2 separate regions of the Mus musculus genome follow, and region 1 is linked to region 2. Evidence: chromatin loops called from intact Hi-C (ENCODE). Cell type or tissue: left cerebral cortex. All regions are shown on one strand. Each heading gives the region's core, and the rest is flanking DNA. Links, peaks and the distances in the headings are about the cores only.

Region 1 (5,371 bases), core at 262-5,261, 140 kb after region 2:
CGTTTTTAAAATGGGCCACATGTGAGCCTGGTAGCACACATCCATACTCCCAGCACTAGGGAGGCAGACAGAAGGTAAATGTCATCTTCAACCAAGTTTGAGGCCAGCCTTACTACATGAAGACCCGTGTCAGAAGACACTTAGATATGTGTATTCATAGACGCTGAACATGGTGGTATAATGGCTGTAAAATTAGCACTCGGGAGGCTGCATTCAGGATGTGAGTGGGTGATGTAGTGAATTCAAAGCCAGCCTGGGTTATATTGCAAATTTATCTTTAAAAGGGAAGGGGATGGGATGTATAAATAGGTGAGGTGACGTGCACCTAGTCCCAACTCCTTGAGTGGCTTAAGCTCACCAACCTGGGCAACATAGTGAGACCCCCATTAGGAAGTTCCTCCTCTATCTCACGGAGACCTTATTTGCCCCAAACAGGGAGGTGCCCAGATCAGCCTGGCCGAGGTCTGCCGGTCTGGGGAGAGGTCAACGCGCTGGTACAATCTCCTGAGCTACAAATACTTGAAGAAGCAGTGCAGGGAGCCCCAGCCAACAGAAGCTCCAGGGCCAGACCATGTGGTAAGTGCGCTAAGTGAACTGATTGCGGGCAACATTCTCACCCCCACCCCTGCTGCATCCCATGGACTGGAACCAAGCTTACAGTGTGGGAGGAGGGGAGCCCAGAGTAAGGGGAAACGGAAACAGGCGGGAAGAGAGGGCCAAGAATGGTCTTCCATAGAGGTCATGACCCAGCTCCCTAATAGCTTTCTTTCTATATTCTATCGTACCTTATATTATATATTATATTATAAAAAAATCCTTGAAGTATTTACAAAGTGGTGTAGAGAGGGTAATATAAGATATATGAGTGTTTCAGGAGATGGAGCCAACCGAACACACATGAGAACCTGAATCTAAGAAGTGCAGAAGGAAGGAGAAAGCTAGGGATAGAACATAGAACTTTCTTGAGAACCTGAATTAGGAAAAGTTGGCCCTTTGGGGCTAGATGACAGATGGGCGGGACATGTCACACCTCTCAGCCTCTGAGCTCCCCCCCCCCCCCACCTTTTTTCATGTCTAGTAAGGGGCTTGATAAGATTTTGGGGAAACTTTGAAGAAATGGATACAGTGAGCCCTTGTTGCAAGTTGTAAATGGCACCTGGCCCGTTTTGAGTCACTTGAAAAATGTTTTCTTTGCTTTGATTTGAAAGTATGCGCCTGTAATGAAAGAGGCAGAAACAGAAGGATCACTGGGAGTTTGAGGCCAGCCTGGTCTACAAAGCAAGTTCTAGGGCAATCAGGGCTACGCAAAGAGACCCCGTTTCTAAACCAAAACCAAAAGAGACAAGCATCCGATAAGCTGCCTGTAACTCATGGCTTCCTTCTGCAAACCATGGTGGCCGTGTGGTCCAGTAAGCTGCTCTGTATGAGCAAACCACCTATCTTGGTCCTTGGTTAATTTTGGATCTTTCTTCCCTTCCTGGAAAAACTTGTCAGTAGTTTCAGGCTGGGGTTGGGGGGGGGGGGGGGCCAAAGAGCTGAGGCTGATGGCAGATGCGATGGGAAAGCTGCACCTTCTGGCTTTGCTTGGATGTCAGCTGCTGTCTACTGAATGCTGTCTACCAGGCTCCCGGTCTGTGTAGATCATCACAATTTATCTTCACAATGACCTTTCCTAGTGCTGATTGGAAGAAATTGTGGGTCAGAGAGATTCAGTCATTCTCTTAGGTCACAGTCTTATAATGACCCCACTCAGTTCCTTCTGGACGTCCTCTATGTGTGCAGCCTCCACCCCTACCCCTACCCCCACCCACACCCCACACCCTTGCCATTGTGTCTCTGTTACCAGATACACAGTGCTTGCCTCTCCCTTGATCCGTATGTCCTTGATGTTTCGTGTGACATGAAGTCTCTGACTGACAACTCTCTGATCTCCTCCAGTCACATCTATAATGCTGTCCTCTCACTGTTAAACTAACTCTGCCAGGTAGGTCCACAGAGAGAGAGAGAGATGCTCTGCGGACTGCCTGATGAGACCAAAACAATACTTCCTGTGCTGAGTGACCAGAGGCCAGATGTTTGGCTGCACCAGCCTTTGGGATGCTCCCTGTGTTCTCTAGGAGGGTGACTTGGCTGGGATGCCTGGTAGGTATGGTAGCACCCAGGATCCCTGCCGACCTGGCGGACTCTGTCTCTGTAGGACGCTGTGTCTGCCTTGCTAGAACAGACAGCCGTGGAGCTAGAGAAGAGGCAGGAGGGAAGAAGCAGCTCCCAGACGCTGGAGGGCAGCTGGTAAGTGGCACATCCCCTGGGGCTAGACACAGAGGTCCCACATGTAGGTCATGGGCAGGTTCCCCTGAGAGCATCAAAGACCTGCGCTTGCAGTCGCTAGCTTAGCACAGTGGCACCTAAAACCCTTCCCCGGTTTGTGTTCCGTGAGTCCCCTGTGCCTTGCTCCCTCCTGATGTTTTTGTTTGTTTTGGTATGCCGACATTTATTTGTGCTTAAAGCCGACAAAAACAAAAAGCAAAAACAGTCACAGAGGCTCACATCTGCAATCCCAGCACTTGAGAGACGTATACAGAAAGATTGCTGTGAGTTCAAGGCCAATCTAGATGACACACAAAAAAGAAAAATGGGGGCTGGTGAGATGGCTCAGTGGGTAAGAGCACCCGACTGCTCTTTCGAAGGTCCAGAGTTCAAATCCCAGCAACCACATGGTGGCTCACAACCATCTGTAATAAGATCTGACTCCCTCTTCTGGAATGTCTGAAGACAGCTACAGTGTACTTACATATAATAAATAAATAAATCTTAAAAAAAAAAAGAAAAAAAAAGAAAAATGTAAGCTCTACTATAGATTTTAAATTTAAATCATTTGCCGTAAATTGTGCAGTAAGAATTGTACTTGCTTGCTAGGAATAGATGGAAGGAATAAGAGAAAAGGGAAGATTCTGGGTTGGGAATGAAGCTCACTGGCAGAATACTCCCCACACCTCTGTTCAATTCCCACCGCCAGAAGGAGAGGAAGAGGGGGAAGTTGTTGGAGTTTCTTTGTTACTTAAGAATAGGAGGAAATAATTTAATCTTCCAGTCCTCAATGATGCTGGGAACCCAGGCTTTGTCCTCCCCACCCCACCCCACAGCCACTGCCCATGCTTGCTGTCTTCACCATGAGACCTCATTATTGAAGCTGCTTTATAAGGACAAGATGACCGTTGTATGCCCTGCCATGAGGCAGTCATCCACCAGGAAAGATTAAAGATGGATATGCTTGTGTATCTCACAGCCCAGTTCTTCTGCAAGGCACATAGAGCACCTTCCACGTGTTTCTCCTTGGCTCCCCTTGTCCACTCCACTGTGAGGGAGATGGAGAAATGATCACTGTTGCTTAGATGTGAAAATCAAGTCTCTGCCACTGAAGCAAAGAGGCAGGAATGGATCGGAGGCAGAGGAGCTAGCTCCACCTCAGAGGGGAGCTGGAGAAAACCAACAGCTTCAAGGCTTGGCCCCTCCTTATATTTAAAAAGAAAAGCAGGGGTTGGGGGCGGGGGGCATCGAGCTTTGCTGAAGACCTACTCCATAGAGAAGACGGGCCCCACTGTGTGATACAGTGTTCCATACCATGAGGCTCAATGCTGCCGAACTCTTTCACAAGGACAGCAAGATGGCACCACACGCAGCAGCAGCCAAGACCTCTGCTAGGGTCTCAGTGCTGACTTTGTAAAGGGTTTTTTATTTGTCTGTTGTCATTTGAGACAGGGTCTCACTTTAAAGTCCCTGCTGTCCTGGAACTCACTATGTCTATATACCAAACTGGCCTTGAACTCCACCCCCCACCCACCCCAAACCCCGCCCTGAGAGCCACCTGCTTCAGCCTCCCCACTGCTGGAATTAAAGGCATGTGCCACCACATCCAGGTATACTTTTAAAAATCTACATGTAGTAGGGTGATAGTGACACACACCTTTAATTCCAGCACTTGGGAGGCAGAGGCAGGCGGATCTCTGAGTTTGAGGCCAGCTTGGTCTACACAGAGAAACCCTGTCTTGAACACCCCCACACACAAGTAATCGGCAAGTAATTATTGTACACATGCAGGAGACAGCTTCATAATTTAGTAGCTGCAGTATGTCATGGTCACTTTGTTCTTCCAGCTTTTATTCTGTTTTTGAGATAGCACCTGACTATGGAGCCCTGGTTAGCCTGGCAGTCACTCTGCAGACCAGATTTCTGGATAATCCTCTAACCCCTGCCTACACTATGCCCAGTTTCTTTTAATCATTCTTATACACAGCCAGACAGTGCAATTGCATGGCAGAACTTTCCTGTCTGAGTCACGTGGTGCTCACCATGTCACCTCTCTTCTCTTGCAACTACCATTCTCCCTCCTTATCTGTGAGGTCAACTTTTTTGATTCCATACATAAAAGATAGGGGCAGCGTTTGTCTTTCTGCACCTGGCTTCTTTCCCTTAGCCTAAGGTCCTCCAGGTCCTTATCTGTTGTCACCGGTCACGTGTCAGCTATCATGGCTGACTAGCGTTCAGTGTACACAGACCATGCTTGCTAGTGGATACCTTGGCTGCAATGAACAGGGGCTGAGCAGACGTTCTAGTGCAGTCAACACCTAGAAGACACACTCAGTACCTCTTTTCTGTGTTATCATTGTTGGAGTCCTGAATTCTGTAATTGATCTTGGAAGGAGCCTCCCCCTACAATCTTTAACTCCAGGGGCCACCGTATGTTTCCGGGACAGGACCAGATGGTAAATACCATCTGCTGTGGCTACACAGCTTCCGCTATGTCTCTCAAGTTACCTCTACCGTATGAAAGCAGCGTATGAAAGGACCATGAGTAACTAGCAGCCAAGCCTGTGTTCTATCAACAGTCCCATCTATGGATGCTGGAGCTGACATTTCTTAGTACTTGTTCATGCCTCAATAATCGTTGCCCTTTCTATTGAGGTGCTTTAAAAATGGGCTGGGGAGTGTGGGTGAGTTGATAGATACTTGCCTAGCATGCACAAAGTCCTGGGTTCAATTCCCCAGCACTCCATGAACTCGGTGCGATGCCACATAGCCTGTAATTCCAGTGCATGCGCTCTGGAGGTGAAGGAAGGGGGATCAAATTTCAAGGTTATCCTTGGCCACATAATGAGTTCAAGGCTAGCCTGGGATACTCTGAAACGCTGGCATCACCTAAAAATAACTATAAAAGCAATTCACAGCTTCAACTGCCCAGGAGAGAAAGCAGCAGGCTGGACTGGGCCCACTGGTGAGAGTTGCTGACATACACACTCTTTTGCCATCTCTCCCTGTGATGAAGAGCATACCAGGCCACTGGAATCTTGTATTCTTTTGTTTCTGGGTTGGT
Region 2 (5,371 bases), core at 51-5,050:
CTGTCTGTCTGTCTGTCCCATTTATTTGGCCTGGATTCTTTTAAATGGTAGCAAAGGGGAGTCATTCATTTCAGTGTCATAAGTGTTGTACTGTGGTATGCAGAACAGGTAGTGAGGCAGCTGAAACAGTCTCATAAGTGAGATGAAGAGGAGGCTGAGGGAGCCTTGAATCTAAGATAGAGAGGTATCAGCACCCCAGAGGAGGATCCGGAGGTAAGCTGAGCATCGGGAGTTTCAGACGACTCTCCCATGTCATTCACCATGCAGGTGGGAACCGCTTAATGAACAGCACTCATCTGGAAGGTGGAGGTATCAGACTCAAAGACCCCGTGTCCATAACTTCTTCTAGATATCTGGCTAATTGGTGCTTTGCCCAGAGGCCCTCCTGAGATCTCCAATGCTCTGTCTTCCTGGTCATCCAGTCAGTTTCCAAGTGGCCTCTATGAGCAGAAAGGGAGGCGTGGTTAGCCTCACTTAAACCAGGCCTCAGGAGTTGCCCAGAAAGGAACGTGGCCCCAGAAGCATCTCTCTGATGTACTGGGTGGGGTTATCATCCTCAGAAGGAGTGGGTAGAGGTAGCTGTGGGCTGTGGAACCTGGAGCTGCGAAACAAAAGAGGAAGATGTCTCACCAGGTAGATGCACCTGCAAAGTGGTACAGGGAGTTGCCCCAGACCATGGGGACTCAGTCCAAGACTTCTCTGCCCCTGTAGCCTCAGAAGATTTTCACAGGCTAGAGAACATATTCTCTTTAGGGTCCACCATCTTTGAAATATCCCTTAGTTTTCTGATATATCCCTGAGGATCCAGCCCCACATTGTAAACCACAGAGGTACATCCTAGGAGGACAGAAGCAAGCCTGGCTGGCTGAAAAGTCCCTTACCTCTCCTCAAGCTAGGACAATGATTGATGGAGGGTCCTGGAGCCCAATGGTTCTCTAAGGATAGACACTGTGACATCAGCATGCCTGGGGACCAGTTCTGATAACTGCCCACTAAATGTAGAAATGAGGCTGGAGATGTGGCTCAGTGGTGTACAGCACCTGCCTAACTAACCTATGCTAGACCCTGGGTTCCATCCTCAGAATTCCAAAAGGGGACAAAAAGTGTGGAAAGTGGCCAAGTGGTAGTGATCACCTTTAGACCTGGCATTCTGGAAGCAGAGACAGGCAAATCTCTTTGAGTTCAAGGTCAACCTGGTCTATAACCAAGTTCCAGGCCATCCAGGGAGACGTGGTGAGACTGTCTTTAAAAAAAAAAAATTAGTGTGAGGGAGGGAGGACTGGAGAGAGATGGTCCAGTGGTTACAGAACTCGGCTACTCTTCCAGGGAACCCTGGTTCAATTCCTAGTATCCACAGAGCAATATTTCTAATCCCAAGGGATACAATGCCCTCTTCTGGCCTCTTCGGATACTGAACACATATGGTCCACACGCATATAGGCAGGCAAAACACCAAATTAATATTTTAAACTGTAGAAACCAGAAAAAGTTACAGGTACCAATTAGATAAAAAGTATTAGCTGCTTAAAGAGACAACTCAATACAAATTAACACCCCATCAAAAAAAGCCCATTTCACTTAGTAGTGTTACTGCTTCAGGGGTGAGCCACCTGAGGGTTAAATGAAACGCGGTAAACACTTAATATTACTTGTTGTTTGGGTTTTTTTTTTATCATATTTGTTCCAAGCACAGGTTTGGGTTTTTTTGTTTTTGTTTGGTTTGGTTTGGTTTGGTTTGGTTTTTTTGAAGAGTGGGGAGGGGAGCTCTCATGCAGCAGCTAGGCAGGATTAGGGGATTGGGACTTCACCCCCCCCCACACACACACACACACACACACCCCCCGCACATTGTGTGTCACCTTGTCAAGAGCCCCTCCCCTCCCACCCTCCCAGGTCCAGGCAGCTGCAGCAAGTGCTTTCAGCATCTGACCCGTGTTCACGGCCTTAAGGGATTGTCAGAAAGAGTGACATTTAGAAGGTCGAGGGTCTCAGCAACTTGAAGTCTGCCTGTCCGACTAGGCGGAATCAGCTCGAGCATTTATCCATTTATCGACATCCCGAGTCACCAGGCACGGCTCGTCCCCGGCACTGTCAGAAGTGGACGATGCAAAGATGAATAAAACTTGCCCAGAAAGCGCTCCGTCAGGGGTGAGACGAACTCCCAAGACAGTCGTGGGATACAGTGGGGTCAGAGCTGGTGGGAAAGTTGACAGACTAGAGCAAGAAGCCCTGAGAAGACCCTGTTGTCTCCATGGACATCTAATCTAGACACCAGCCGACAAGGCCAGGAAATGAGATGATGCTAAAATGAGTCAGAGTCCTCACAAATGGAGAGAGTACAAGTAGATCGCCTGAAGGTAGGAAGGCTACAGAGGGGCTAGCTGTGACATCACATGAGGGAGATGTAGCGCAGGAATAGAAGTTTGCCCGGCAAGCACAAAGGCCCTGGGTTTCACCTCAGCACCAGGGAACGAGATGCAGGAATCATCTGGGAGCCTTTGACAGAAGCCCCTAGGCCCATTTAGTCAGGATTTCTCTAAATTAGAAGCCAGGTGTAGAGCCCCTGGGCATCTTCACTTGCCAGCAGCATGAGGGACAGAATTAAAAACCGGAGGGGCGGGACGCAGATAAATTCCTCCTCACTCCGCGGGCGGAAGGAACAGGCGTGAGACTCGGGCTAGGAGCTGAGCTAGGAGTTGGTGACAGTGTCCAAAGAGTTGAACTAAAAAGCAGGAAATCTGCTAAGACCTTGCTCTGGGTCCTTCACCTTCTCCAGCCCCTAGAGGAAAGGACACTCACTATTCAGGAGGCGGACGAGGTGGGGGACTATTAATAAGGACTGTTCTGCTCCGTCCTGCGCACACCCAGGCCCCACATTGAATGCTGAGACAGCTAGGCAGCCTTGTTCTGTTCCCGCAGCCCTCGCCACTTCAAATGCTGTCTACATCTATTCTCCAACGCCGCGCTTTCCCAAGCCGTGAGCTCCTCCCTTTGGCCACCAGATGGCAGACTTTCCCGCTAAATCTTGCTAGGCTCTCTGTTTGCCGAGAGAGGCTTTCCAACTCAGGGGTGAGCTACAAGACTCTGGATAGGGAGAAGCCCGGTTGCATAGCAGCCAGGAAACAGACCGACCGATTCTCCTTGCCGCTTCTCAAGCACCAGCCGGGTACATTCCCAAACGTCCTTCGCATCCCTAGTCGTGACCTCACTTTTTCTCGTTCCTAAAATAAATATAAAAGCATTGCGGTAGTCTCGGCACTTAGAGGTGAAGGAGCAACAGACAGGGAATTCAAAGCCAACCTGGGCTATGTGTGAGAAAGTATGAAGAGGAAGCTTCGGTTGAAATTCCAGTTGCACCCCCCTCTCCAGCTAAGTCTGAGCACTTTCCCCAACTTCTTCTCTAAGAAGTGGAGATAAGAACACCTCACCCTAGCACCCTGCGGTTTAAAAAAAAAAAAAAAAAAAAAAACTTGTACAAGGAAGCCGCTGGCTAGTGCTTTGTAGCAAGCTATTTTCAGCCTTCTTAAAAAGATCGCTGGCTCTCCACCCACCTTAGATTTAGTGAGGCGTTACCTCCAACCTCTCTCCCCTTCCCTCCTCTGCCTCTTCTCCCTCTGAGCCCAATCCCAGGGGGATGTAAAAATGACCTCATGCATTCACAGACCCTGTCATTCAAATTAGCTGACCTCATTTGAACCTCCCACACACTGGGGGGCAGATGAGGAAACTGGCCTAGAGAGGCCACTAACAGAGTAAACCCCACAGGCAGAGCCCACCCCTCCATAGCCGGATCTGTCTCCTGCTATTGGTAACTATCTCTGACCTGCAGGGTTGGCCACTCCCTCCAGAAGCCCTTATCTCGGCCTTATCTCCCACAAAAGCTGTTTTTATCCTGAGGTGAGAGCCCTTGGCCTGATGAAATCTGTTGTGTTTACAAATGACAGGAATTAGACAAATTCCTGTTGTAAAAAAAATTTTAAGAGAGGATGAAGGCTAGAAACAGACCCCAAAGGGTATCACGGTATTAACCAAGAGATTTGTGCTCATCAGTGACGGAACCTGAATTTAAAGGAACACTAGGAAGGCACGAGCATGGCTGATTTCAGGCATGGGAGGTTCTAGGGCTGAAAGGAAGTCCACAAGGTGCCATCTTGACTCCAACACTCATGTGGCCTTTTTCTCCCAGAGAGGTTTCCTCCACGTATTGCTTCATCCCAAGTCTGCATCCTTACCAGCAACCATGGCAACAGCAGAGAGACCCTGCTCCTCCCTCTGTTGCTAGGAAGACCTTTAATTGTCTGGTTGCAATTGGTGAGAAATGGGAGGACTCCCAGGAGGATCACTGCCTAGGTAACACACAGGGGCTGCAGACTCACTCCTGGTCCTTTCTGTCCCGGTAGGGCTGGACACATTTGGGTGCTCAAGAAAAGGAGGTGGGCGCTGGGGGAGTAGGGATGGAGACACAAACCAGCCATTCAGGAGCGGGGGCACTGTCACCTGGCTACACGATAGTGGAGGAGCTATGAAAAAAAGGCAGGACCCTGGCTCAGCCTCGCTGGGCATAGAGTGAAAAGGAGAGGCTTTGCAAGCATAAGCTGCAGCAAACTGGAATAGCCCAAAAGGCAGCCGGCAAAGCTTCCCAGCAAACCTCAACCCACATGCCCTTAGCACGCCCTTTCTCCCTGTCCTCTGGGAAGGGAAGGCAGGAAGTCTACACTCAACACTAGCCAGAGGAGCTTGTCCCCTGGACAGGTCCGTGTCATCTTGGTGTGACAGGAAGTCCTCCATTCTTTTCTTCTGAATCTGGCTCTCCTTCACACTTTTGGGAGGCATGCTGACCTGTCTCTGTGGGCAACTGTCAGTGAGGCTCTGCTCATTGGACCATCCTGTATTCTAGAGCAATCTTTTTTTAAGCTCTGAGATAGCGACACTTGGGGTCAGGTGGCTTTTCATTTCTGGAAGGCTAGCATGTGACTTACAAGAGATTTGATGTTTCTAACACACTATACATTTGCATTTACATATACATCATATACCCATATGAGCATATGTGTATGCATATATACAGACGCAGACGCAGACGCAGACACAGATACAGATACAGATACAGATATGGGGGAGAAAGAGAGAGCAGCAACTCTGGCCTCTACCTACTAGATTCCATACTTATATACCTTATATCACCACCCCCCACCCAGCTGTGACAGCCCTTCTGACACTTCCAAATGTCCCCTAGGATGTTATAACTTTCCCCATTGGAAAACCATTGTCCCCTGTGTTCTGTCCCCAGCCCCCTTTTCCTCCTCTCATTCCTGCAAGCTTCAGATTTCCGAAAAGAAAAGCCTTAGACCTCTGATCATATAGGCTGATT

The links. Peaks named below come from ENCODE experiments on the same cell type or tissue, not always from the same donor. Only the 100,000 strongest peaks of a DNase experiment are listed, where the experiment ranks them.
Region 1: it touches region 2 in a loop (3-fold over the local background); 12 of 42 quality-filtered maps call a loop at or near these places.

The regions. Positions count from the first base shown.
Region 1 is chr11:35,857,014-35,862,384 of GRCm38, reverse strand. Wwc1 (WW, C2 and coiled-coil domain containing 1) reads left to right here. Exons shown (of 23, transcript NM_170779.2): 16 at 436-576; 17 at 2,198-2,289. Among named protein-coding and RNA genes, the nearest start is that of Rars, 25 kb to the right of the region's middle. In left cerebral cortex, for the core only: no CTCF peak of the experiment used is centred there; DNase peaks (open chromatin) are centred at 2,217 and 4,810; H3K27ac peaks cover 402 bases.
Region 2 is chr11:35,999,127-36,004,497 of GRCm38, reverse strand. The region is part of intron 1 of Gm42072 (a long non-coding RNA gene); the gene reads right to left. Among named protein-coding and RNA genes, the nearest start is that of Gm42072, 3.9 kb to the right of the region's middle. In left cerebral cortex, for the core only: CTCF peaks have their summits at 1,398 (motif pointing left) and 2,994 (motif pointing right); DNase peaks (open chromatin) are centred at 3,629, 4,232, 4,403, 4,795 and 4 more places; H3K4me3 peaks cover 268 bases.